Regions from separate parts of the Mus musculus genome. Here region 1 is linked to region 2. A link is a loop called in an ENCODE intact Hi-C map of the cell type or tissue named here. Cell type or tissue: left cerebral cortex. All regions are shown on one strand. Links, peaks and the distances in the headings refer to the core of each region. The heading gives the core; the rest is flanking DNA. Region 1 has its middle 7.2 kb from the start of Tarsl2. Region 2 overlaps Fam189a1 (family with sequence similarity 189, member A1).

The links. Peaks named below come from ENCODE experiments on the same cell type or tissue, not always from the same donor. Only the 100,000 strongest peaks of a DNase experiment are listed, where the experiment ranks them.
Region 1: it touches region 2 in a loop (2.6-fold over the local background); 2 of 42 quality-filtered maps call a loop at or near these places.

Annotation. Positions count from the first base shown.
Region 1 is chr7:65,635,533-65,639,929 of GRCm38, reverse strand. No RefSeq gene overlaps it. Among named protein-coding and RNA genes, the nearest start is that of Tarsl2, 7.2 kb to the left of the region's middle. In left cerebral cortex, for the core only: a CTCF peak has its summit at 1,589; a DNase peak (open chromatin) is centred at 1,322; H3K27ac peaks cover 1,423 bases.
Region 2 is chr7:64,948,783-64,953,179 of GRCm38, reverse strand. All of the region lies in intron 2 of Fam189a1 (family with sequence similarity 189, member A1), which reads left to right. Among named protein-coding and RNA genes, the nearest start is that of Nsmce3, 78 kb to the right of the region's middle. In left cerebral cortex, for the core only: a CTCF peak has its summit at 2,533 (motif pointing left); a DNase peak (open chromatin) is centred at 2,536.

The sequences.
Region 1 (4,397 bases), core at 69-4,068, 690 kb before region 2:
CTCAAACAGGGCCAAAAACCTGGAGGCAGGAGCTGATGCAGAGGCCTTGGAAGGCTTGCTCAGCCTGCTTCCTTATAGAGCCCAGGACTACAAACCCAGGGTTGACACCACCCACAATGGGATGGACCTGCCCACATCAATCACTAATTATGAAAATGCCCTACAGGCCTGCCTGCAGCCCTGTCTCGTGGAGGCATTTCCTCAGTTGAGGCTCCTCCTCTCAAATAACTTTAGTTTTCATCAAGTTGACATAAAACTATCCAGGACACTTCTTAAACTGTCTATCTTACCTTATCACTCCAGTGGATTCAGGAGTTTCCCTTAGCAAATGAAGCTCGGTAATTCCTTTGGTGGTGGTGTGATTAAATAAATAGGCTGCAGAGAGCACCTTAAGGCGGAAGGGTTCATTTTGGCTCACAGTTCAAAGGTATGGCCCATCGTGGTGGAGATGTTGCGGTAGCTGGATCTGAAGGCAGCTGGTCAGAGCGTGGGGGATGTCTGTGCTCAGCTCACTTTCTCGGTTTTTATACAGTCTAGGATCTCAGGACAGAAAATGATGCCACCCACAGGGGACAGGGTTTTTCCAACATCGATGAACCTAATCAAAATCATACCCGGTAGGCATGCCAGCAAGACCAAGTGCCCAATGCTCTCTTAACATTGCCCTATGGCCTGCATCCTAAAGCCTGTGTGCTAATTCATCAAGCTCTCAGATCCTTACACTCTAGTCTTCCCAGTAGCTCATGAATATTATCTGACTTCTTTTCAACTTCATTAAAATTGTGTGTGTGTGTGTTTTATTTATGTGTGCATTGCATATGGAAATCAGAGGCCATCAGGAAACAGTTCCCTCCTTCTACCATCTATGCCCCATATTAAACTCAGGTCTTCAGGCTTGGTAGCTAATGCCCTTACCCACTGAGCCATCTCTTCAGCCCAGTATCTAACTTATTTTCATCCCAGAGGCTTTGGCTTAGATGTGCCTCTTCCCACTCTCTTTGAGGTAGCCCTGCCCACAGTCTTTACAGGTATCTTTCCAGCTATGAGACATCACGATTCCTTGCATTTGCGTTCTTGATTTTTTTTTTACCTGACCCTACCTTCGCCTCCTCCTTGCAGTTGGGAGGGTGACTGTCTTATTCATCATTGTTCTCTATTATGTACCTAACACAAATAAAGTGGGTCACTGAGCAAAGCCTTTGAGTAAAAATTGGCCTGCAACAAAAGATGTGTGCCAGGGTCTGGGGGTGGGGTGTGAACAGAGAGCAGAGGTGTCCGGGACCGTGAAGCAGTTCTTTATGACGGTACAATGGTAGACAGTTGTTCTTGCCCATTCTTTCAAACACACAGATGGCACAATACAGGCTGAAGCCGACTGTGCCAGGGCCCTGGAGGGTGATCTCACTGAAACAATGCACACTCTGCTGGGAGATGCTGCCAACATGTGAGCCGCCTATGGGCAAGGGTGTGGACACTGAGTGAGGCCACATGCAGAGCAGGATGTGGAGAGTCTGTACTTTTTTGCTTTACTTTGCTGGGAATACAAGAGAACTACAAATCGTTTCCAAAAATCAATAAATAAGTATAATTAACAGCAAACCTGGGAGAACAGTGGCCACAAAGTACCATAAGGTGGCGACATTTCTCCCAGAAGTTTTTTTTTTCCTTTTTTTTTTTTTTTTAATTAGGTATTTTCCTCATTTACATTTCCCAATGCTATCCAAAAGTCCCCCATACCCCCCCCCCACTCCTCTACCCACCCACTCCCCCCTTTTGGCCCTGGCGTTCCCCTGTTCTGGGGCATATAAAGTTTGCAAGTCCAATGGGCCTCTCTTTCCAGTGATAGCCAACTAGGCCATCTTTTGATACATATGCAGCTAGAGACAAGAGCTCCAGGGTACTGGTTAGTTCATATTGTTGTTCCACCTATAGGGTTGCAGTTCCCTTTAGCTCCTTGGGTACTTTCTCTAGCTCCTCCATTGGGGGCCCTGTGATCCATCCAATAGCTGACTGTGAGCATCCACTTCTGTGTTTGCTAGGCCCCGGCATAGTCTCACAAGAGACAGCTATATCTGGGTCCTTTCAGCAAAATCTTGCTAGTGTATACAATGGTGTCAGCGTTTGGAGGCTGATTATGGGATGGATCCCTGGATATGGCAATCACAAGATGGTCCATCCTTTCGTCACAGCTCCAAATTTTGTCTCTGTAACTTCTTCCATGGGTGTTTTTTTTCCCAATTCTAAGAAGGGGCAAAGTGTCCACACTTTGGTCTTCGTTCTTCTTGAGTTTCTCCCAGAAGTTTTAACGAGGAGTCCAGTTAGGGAAATGGCTGGTGCTAAGAACACAGCTGGGATTCTGGCTTCCTCGCCTTGGCTCTGAAGCGCACAGGCCTTTACCATATCATCCCAGCCCAGCCCCTCTTTATACTTTCAATATGTATTTATTAAGTGTAGTTTTTATTATTACTCAGATAAGGTAAAGCCAACAGATTGGCAGACAACAGTACTGGGAAGCCCTCCAGAGAAAGTACATCCCGGCTGGAGGGAAGGGAAGGAAGCAAGGGGCAAGAGGATGAAGATACAGCTAGAACCTTTATTGTGGTTTCTATGGCAACATTGAAGGCAAGGTATCCCATTTAGGGTTGACAGATCTGAATAATTTTAGGGTTTCTGGGATAAGTGTAGGTTCTGTTCCTCACGTCTGGTGCCTGATCTAAGGTGATAAGGGCAGGTGAACAATGACAACCCCCCTCCCCAAGTCTAAGAGCCTGGTAAAGAGGTGACTGAGGGTGGGCTCTGGGTTGCTGGATTTGCTCATTAAAAAAAAAAAAAGCAAACTCTCTTGAAAGTCCTTTTGCTATCTCCAGGGGTTGACTAATCTAGAAGGGTCAAGTCTCTCCAGGGTCAGCATGGCGAAAATATCTTAGCACGAGAAATATCTTAGCAAGGTCACCCGTGAGGTTGAAGCAAATCTTCCACATGCATGCTACAGAAGATCTCATTCCTTCTAGGACCCAAACCAGTAAAAAATATTATGGTGGCAGTAGACTTTGTCCCCCAATTTCCTGACTCAGAAAAAGCCTACAACATCAGAGCTTCAGATCACTCCTCATGACAGGTTCATGATCACCCGGGGGCCAAGAAAGGAAGAAGAACCCTGCTGCTGTGATTCACTTGTCTACACGCCTGCAGAGAAGCCAGACAAGAGCCCCTGTAAGAAGCAGCCATCCAGGGTGCTGACATGAGGTGAACCACAGGGACAGAGAGTTTCCAAGTGGATGTGAACATGAAGGCAAGCTGGACACAACTGTATTATAGCCACGAAATCTTGAGTGACACATTGTTTGTGGCAGCAGCCTCCCTCAAGCCAGCAATAATCCCTTGTAATCTGGTTTCATTAAATGGACACTAGGCGTGGATCAGGGGAGAGGGGTCCTGTATGAGACTGCGCTACTTAGTCTAAGGATCACGTTGAAGCTTTTAGAGTTCTTTTAAAACACAAAAGGACTAAGCTCTTTCAAAAAACATCATGCAGGATTCGGTTTCCTGGAAGGGAGAGAGGCTGTCAAACAACAAGTGGCCTTGACTCCGCACCTGTAGCTTTACTGCAAAGAGGCTGCAGGCACCGGAATGGGTGGTAGGAAGTGCACCTACCACATGTAGACAGCGTGTAGTTCTTGATACAGCTACCAGTACTGTGATTCAAACTCAGCCATGAGCATGGCAGATTCCTTACGTCTAAAAGGATCATTTGGAGAGTGAAGCGTTAGGAAAATGATTATTTGGGAGGTGAAAGGAAGAATATAAATGTAAATAGACTTCAACTAGGCTGCCTCCTGTCTTTTAAAGTTGCCTGTTGGGAGGGGCTGGGGTTAGAGAATGTAGCACAATCCTCTTGGGCCAAGACTATCCTGGGGTTAATCCTATGCCTCCCTTTCCACTGCAGACCTAGAATAACTCCAGACAGCAGGCAGCCTTTGCGCCCAGGTGTCTAAGTGTGTAGATCCTTCCGGCAAGGCCTTAGAGCAGCAGCCATCAGGAGAGAGCCCTGTCCGCAGCTCCAACAGGGCCCAGCATGTTGGAGCGAGGAGCTAATTCTTGGTTTTATTCCTGTGAAACCAGGACGCAGAGGGAGAAGGAGAAGAGGAGTCAGCGGCTCGCAGAGATACTGAGGAGGTACAAAGAGCAGCTGCTGAAGGACTTCCACCTGGCCCGGGTGCTTCCCTACTTGGTGTACGACGGTGTGTTCTCCCTCAAAGAGTACAGAGAGATCCTCTCGCAGGCCCGCTACCCGGAGAGAGTGGAGTGCTTTCTCCTGAAGCTCTTCTCCAAAGGTCCGAGTGCTTTCTGTGCCTTCTGCGCTCATCTGGAGGAACTCAGCCCTTACCTGCTCACCT
Region 2 (4,397 bases), core at 132-4,131:
GGCTCTTTCTAGTTGCATGTATGTATGTATGTATGTATGTATGTATACACATATGTATGTATGTGTATATGTACATAGTAATACATTATGATATATCATAATAATGTGTTCTTCTAGTACTTTCTTTTCTCTGTTTCTAAGCACCTAGTATGGAACCCAGTGCCTTGTGCATGCCGGGCAAGTTCTCTGCCACTGATACACATGTGCTGACTCTTGGGGTTTTTTGTTTGTTTGTTTGTTTGTTTGTTTGTTTTTGAGGCAAGTTCTTGCAACATAACCCAGGCGAGTCTTGAAATGTTTTATGTAGTCCAGGCTCTTACTGAACAACTGGTTGTTCTGGATGCTGAGATCACACATTCAGACCCTTTATGATACTCATGATAAAGATTGTGCCGGGCACTGGAAACCTAGCCAAGTGCCCAGGGCTAATAAAATCAGGGATCTTGGAGGAGAACCCACAACTGTCCCTTTACTAAGCCATCTGTCCAATGTCCACAGACAAGTGTAGTTATCACCTCTCATGATGAAACTTCTCTTTGCAATAGACAGAAACTATTATAGAAAGCCACAATCAATCAAAATGTAGAGTCATACAGCCCATTCCCAACTGATACATTACAACATAACTCCTGTATCTAAGACTTAGGGAATCATTGAAAAACAGGAGGACTGAAAGATTGTGAGAGCCAAAGGAACAGGGAGTTTGCTGGGAGACTGTCTGCTGCAAGTATCAGAACCACACCCATAAAGTCTCACCACCAACGTGGCTTCCTAAACAAACCGGAACAAGGACAACAATAGAGATGTTGATGTGAATGGGGAAGCCCACAAGGCCTCAACCACAGGCAACTGAGGAATGCTGGGAAAGTAGTCTTCCCCAGGGAAGAGCACACCAGTTGGCTCTCTGATAACAAAACAGTCAGTAATGAAGCATATATATGTGTGTGTGTGTGTGTGTGTGTGTGTGTGTGTGTGTGTTTGTGTGTGTGTGTGTGTGTATTCACAAGTAACATCATACAGATGGATCAGGTTGTGTTTATGTATTTAGGAACATACACATGTAGCAATTGTTACAGAAAAGGACTCATGACTTTAAAGAGAATGGGGGAGGTATAAGAGAGGGTTTGTAGGTGAGAAAGGAGAAATGATGTAATTATGTTATAATCTCAAAAAACCAAAAACATGAAGAGGAGGAGGAGAAGAAAGAGAAGGAGGAGGAGGAGGAGGAGGAGGAGGAGGAGGAAGAGGGATCGACATCACTAATCAGTGGAGAAATGCAACTCAGAACCAAGAGATACCATTCCCCCATCTGTTTGAAAGGTTATTATGGAGTGTACAAATAACAATAACAACAAAAACACCGATTACATTGTGGTGGGATGACTTATGTCTCAGGTCTGTTGCAACACATGCTTCTTGGTGTTTATATATGTTTGCAAGTAAATTATAGTTAATGGCCCTGTATAACACAGGTAAGCAATGAAAACTTAAAAATTAAGAAACCAAAACCAGAATTTCTTACTATCAAGGTTCTATGTAGTGACTTTTTAACTTCCCTCTGATGTGAAGGAGATAGACATTTAGAAGAAGCCAATGTTAGTTCCTACATAAACATGGAAATCCTGGCTTTTCTAGGCATGCTGGACAGTGGCAGGAATCTGCTCTCCCAGTTACCTGCTCATCACTGCAGAGGGTACTGAGCTGAGCAGTGTGTTTGTTATGATGTTCAGTAAGTTAGCTACACTTGGTACATTTGCAGCCTGTGGTATTTTCAGTTTGCTACAAGTTTATCAAGACATGACCCTATCATAGATGCAGGAGTGTTCAGAATAAAACAACAACAACAACAACAACAAATTCCTCTTCTCCCTCCTCTTCCTCTTTCTCCTCCTCCTCTTTCTCCTCTTCTAATAGAAATCTAAGATCAGCAAGCATGAGCCTCAGGCTACATTTAACCAGGGCATCTCAAGGGCATTTTAGATGGCTATTTATGTCAGGCCAACCTCAATCGGCTCCAAACGTTTCTATGACCAGTAAATAACTAGTTATTAACCCAATTGGAAGCAAATTAGCACTCTTGACTTGTGGCTTAAAATTCTCAGGTTTGCCCAAGCAGAGTGGGACAGACTAGCTGGGATCAGATCTCATTTAAGGTCGTCTGCCCCTCTTTATTGCTGAGAATCTACCAAATGAGAGCATTTTCTGAACATCACATCACCTCATTCATAGAAGAGGAAGGGAACTCTCTCAACAGTGCTATCACAAAGCTTTGCTTACTCAGCAGGTTGGGAGTCATGACCAGAGATGATAGGAGAGTGAAATGAATTTGGAAGTTGGCAGAGAGGGATACTTAAAGCTAAAGGAAGATACTCTTTCATGGAGCCGATCCATAAAATAATAAAGAATGTAGATAACGCAAACATTTTATTTAATGGGCATAATTTATGGAGACAAGTGGATGCTAGCAAACTGACTGTCCTAGTAAAGGGACATCCAACACTGTCTGCGGCTCCCTTTGTTCTCGCTGCTCTCTGCTGCCATCTTGGGGTAGGGTGTGTGGAGAGCTGTGAATAGGAGCTTTTGCCCTGAAGCAGAGGGGCTTCACTGGTGCCTTTCCTTGCATCCTCTCTCTCTCTCTGTAATGTCCCCAGGAAGTGGCGATTTTTCTCTGTTTCCCACTGGCTTCTTCCCTGGGCTTTGGTCACAGGCATCTGCTTTTTTTTTTTTTTTTTTTTTTTTTTTTCTTGTTTTATCTTCGACTTTGCCTGGCTGTTCACCTCTTCCTTGATTTTTGTTTACCTTGAACCTCCAAAGCTCCCATCATGCCTTTCTTTCGTTGTCTGCTCTCGAGGCACCTGCCTGAATTGGACCCTGGTTCCGTTGCTTAGCAGCTGGGCAGACCTCCAAAAGTCACTCACTCTCTGTGTCTCCTTTTTCCCATTTGAAAACTGCCGATCACCATGGTGATTCAAATGGCTGTCACGATAATTTCAATAGTTGATAATAAAGTGCTCAGTCCAGTCTCTACTGAGGAATTAAGCTGCCATCGTGAGTCTGCCTCACTGGGGCATGTGCAGTTGAAGGACAGGGGCATGCACTCCCAGAGGGGTAGCTGAGGTGACAGCCGAGCTGAGACCTAGAGTTCATAGGGCCATAAGAACTCTCCACACTCATTTTGGTTTTCCATCATCTCTAAACCATAGACAAGGAAGCAAGGAGGGCAAGCCAGGATGCTGGAAGATTCTCTGAAGGGCATTAGTAAGGATGCTCATATGGGCTGGAACTTGAATGATCTGGTGACCTGAACTTGTACAGGATACCCAGACTTGTCCCTGGGAAAGGCCAGGGGCACAGGGTCCTCAGACAGGGAATCTACCACAGAGAACCCTGGGCACACAGAGAAGTCTGGGAACTCAAAGAGCACATGGCACCTGGGCAGAGAGTCTGTTCCTAAGTAACACACAATGTCCACAGAGGCATTAGCTGACCTTGTAGCTGGCAGAGCCAGCACAGGTGTGTGTGAACCAGGAAAAGTCCCCTGCTAAAGGCACACCAGGAAGGGGCTGCTTGTGTGTGGACTATGTTTACCTGGAAGGGTGTGTGTGTGTGTGTGTGTGTGTGTGTGTGTGTGAGAGAGAGAGAGAGAGAGAGAGAGAGAGAGAGAGAGAGAGAGAGAGACATGTCCGGGTGTGCCTAGATGTGTAGTGTGTGTCTGACTGCCTGTATATTATTGATGAAAAGAATTCTTGCTTCAAAGAATGAAGGAGATAGTTTATTCTGAAGTCAAATCTGAGTGATTATAGCTCAGAAACACAATTCAGGTTTCCCTAAATATCATGTTCTAACATGGTAGGATTTTGGTTCCCAAGTATTTAATGACATGGAATAAAAAAAGTCATACGCTAAGACACTCTTAAAGTACATTGGTGGGAACATGAGGTAGGCGGGTTACAGCAGAGCAAAGACATTTGTGTTAAAGGCATCAGGTATTGCCTGACAACCGGTTAAATTCTTAGCTTTTGGGTTGGTGGTAGCTAGGATTTGTTAGTGCATTCCATAGACAATGGCATCTGGTAGTTAAAAACAATGCTAAGTCACACACAGAGATGGTCCAGGAGTACTGTTCAGGGGGCTAAGTGGATCCAAGAGCATCTCTCTTTCTCATCATCTGCAACATTCCAACTCTCCACAAGCATGGACGTTCTCATCAGTCAGCTTTGCAGGGTCTTCACACAGGTGAGCTGTGGCTTTCCCCACCAAGGAATCTCAGCTCACAGTATGCTCGTGTTCACATACCTGTCCTGGCATGTCTCAGGCTGTGTATCAACAAGGACTTGGTCCAGTGGTCCTCTTTCCCTGGTTGAGTGTAGAGGGGCTTGTTGCTGGAGGCAAAGAGG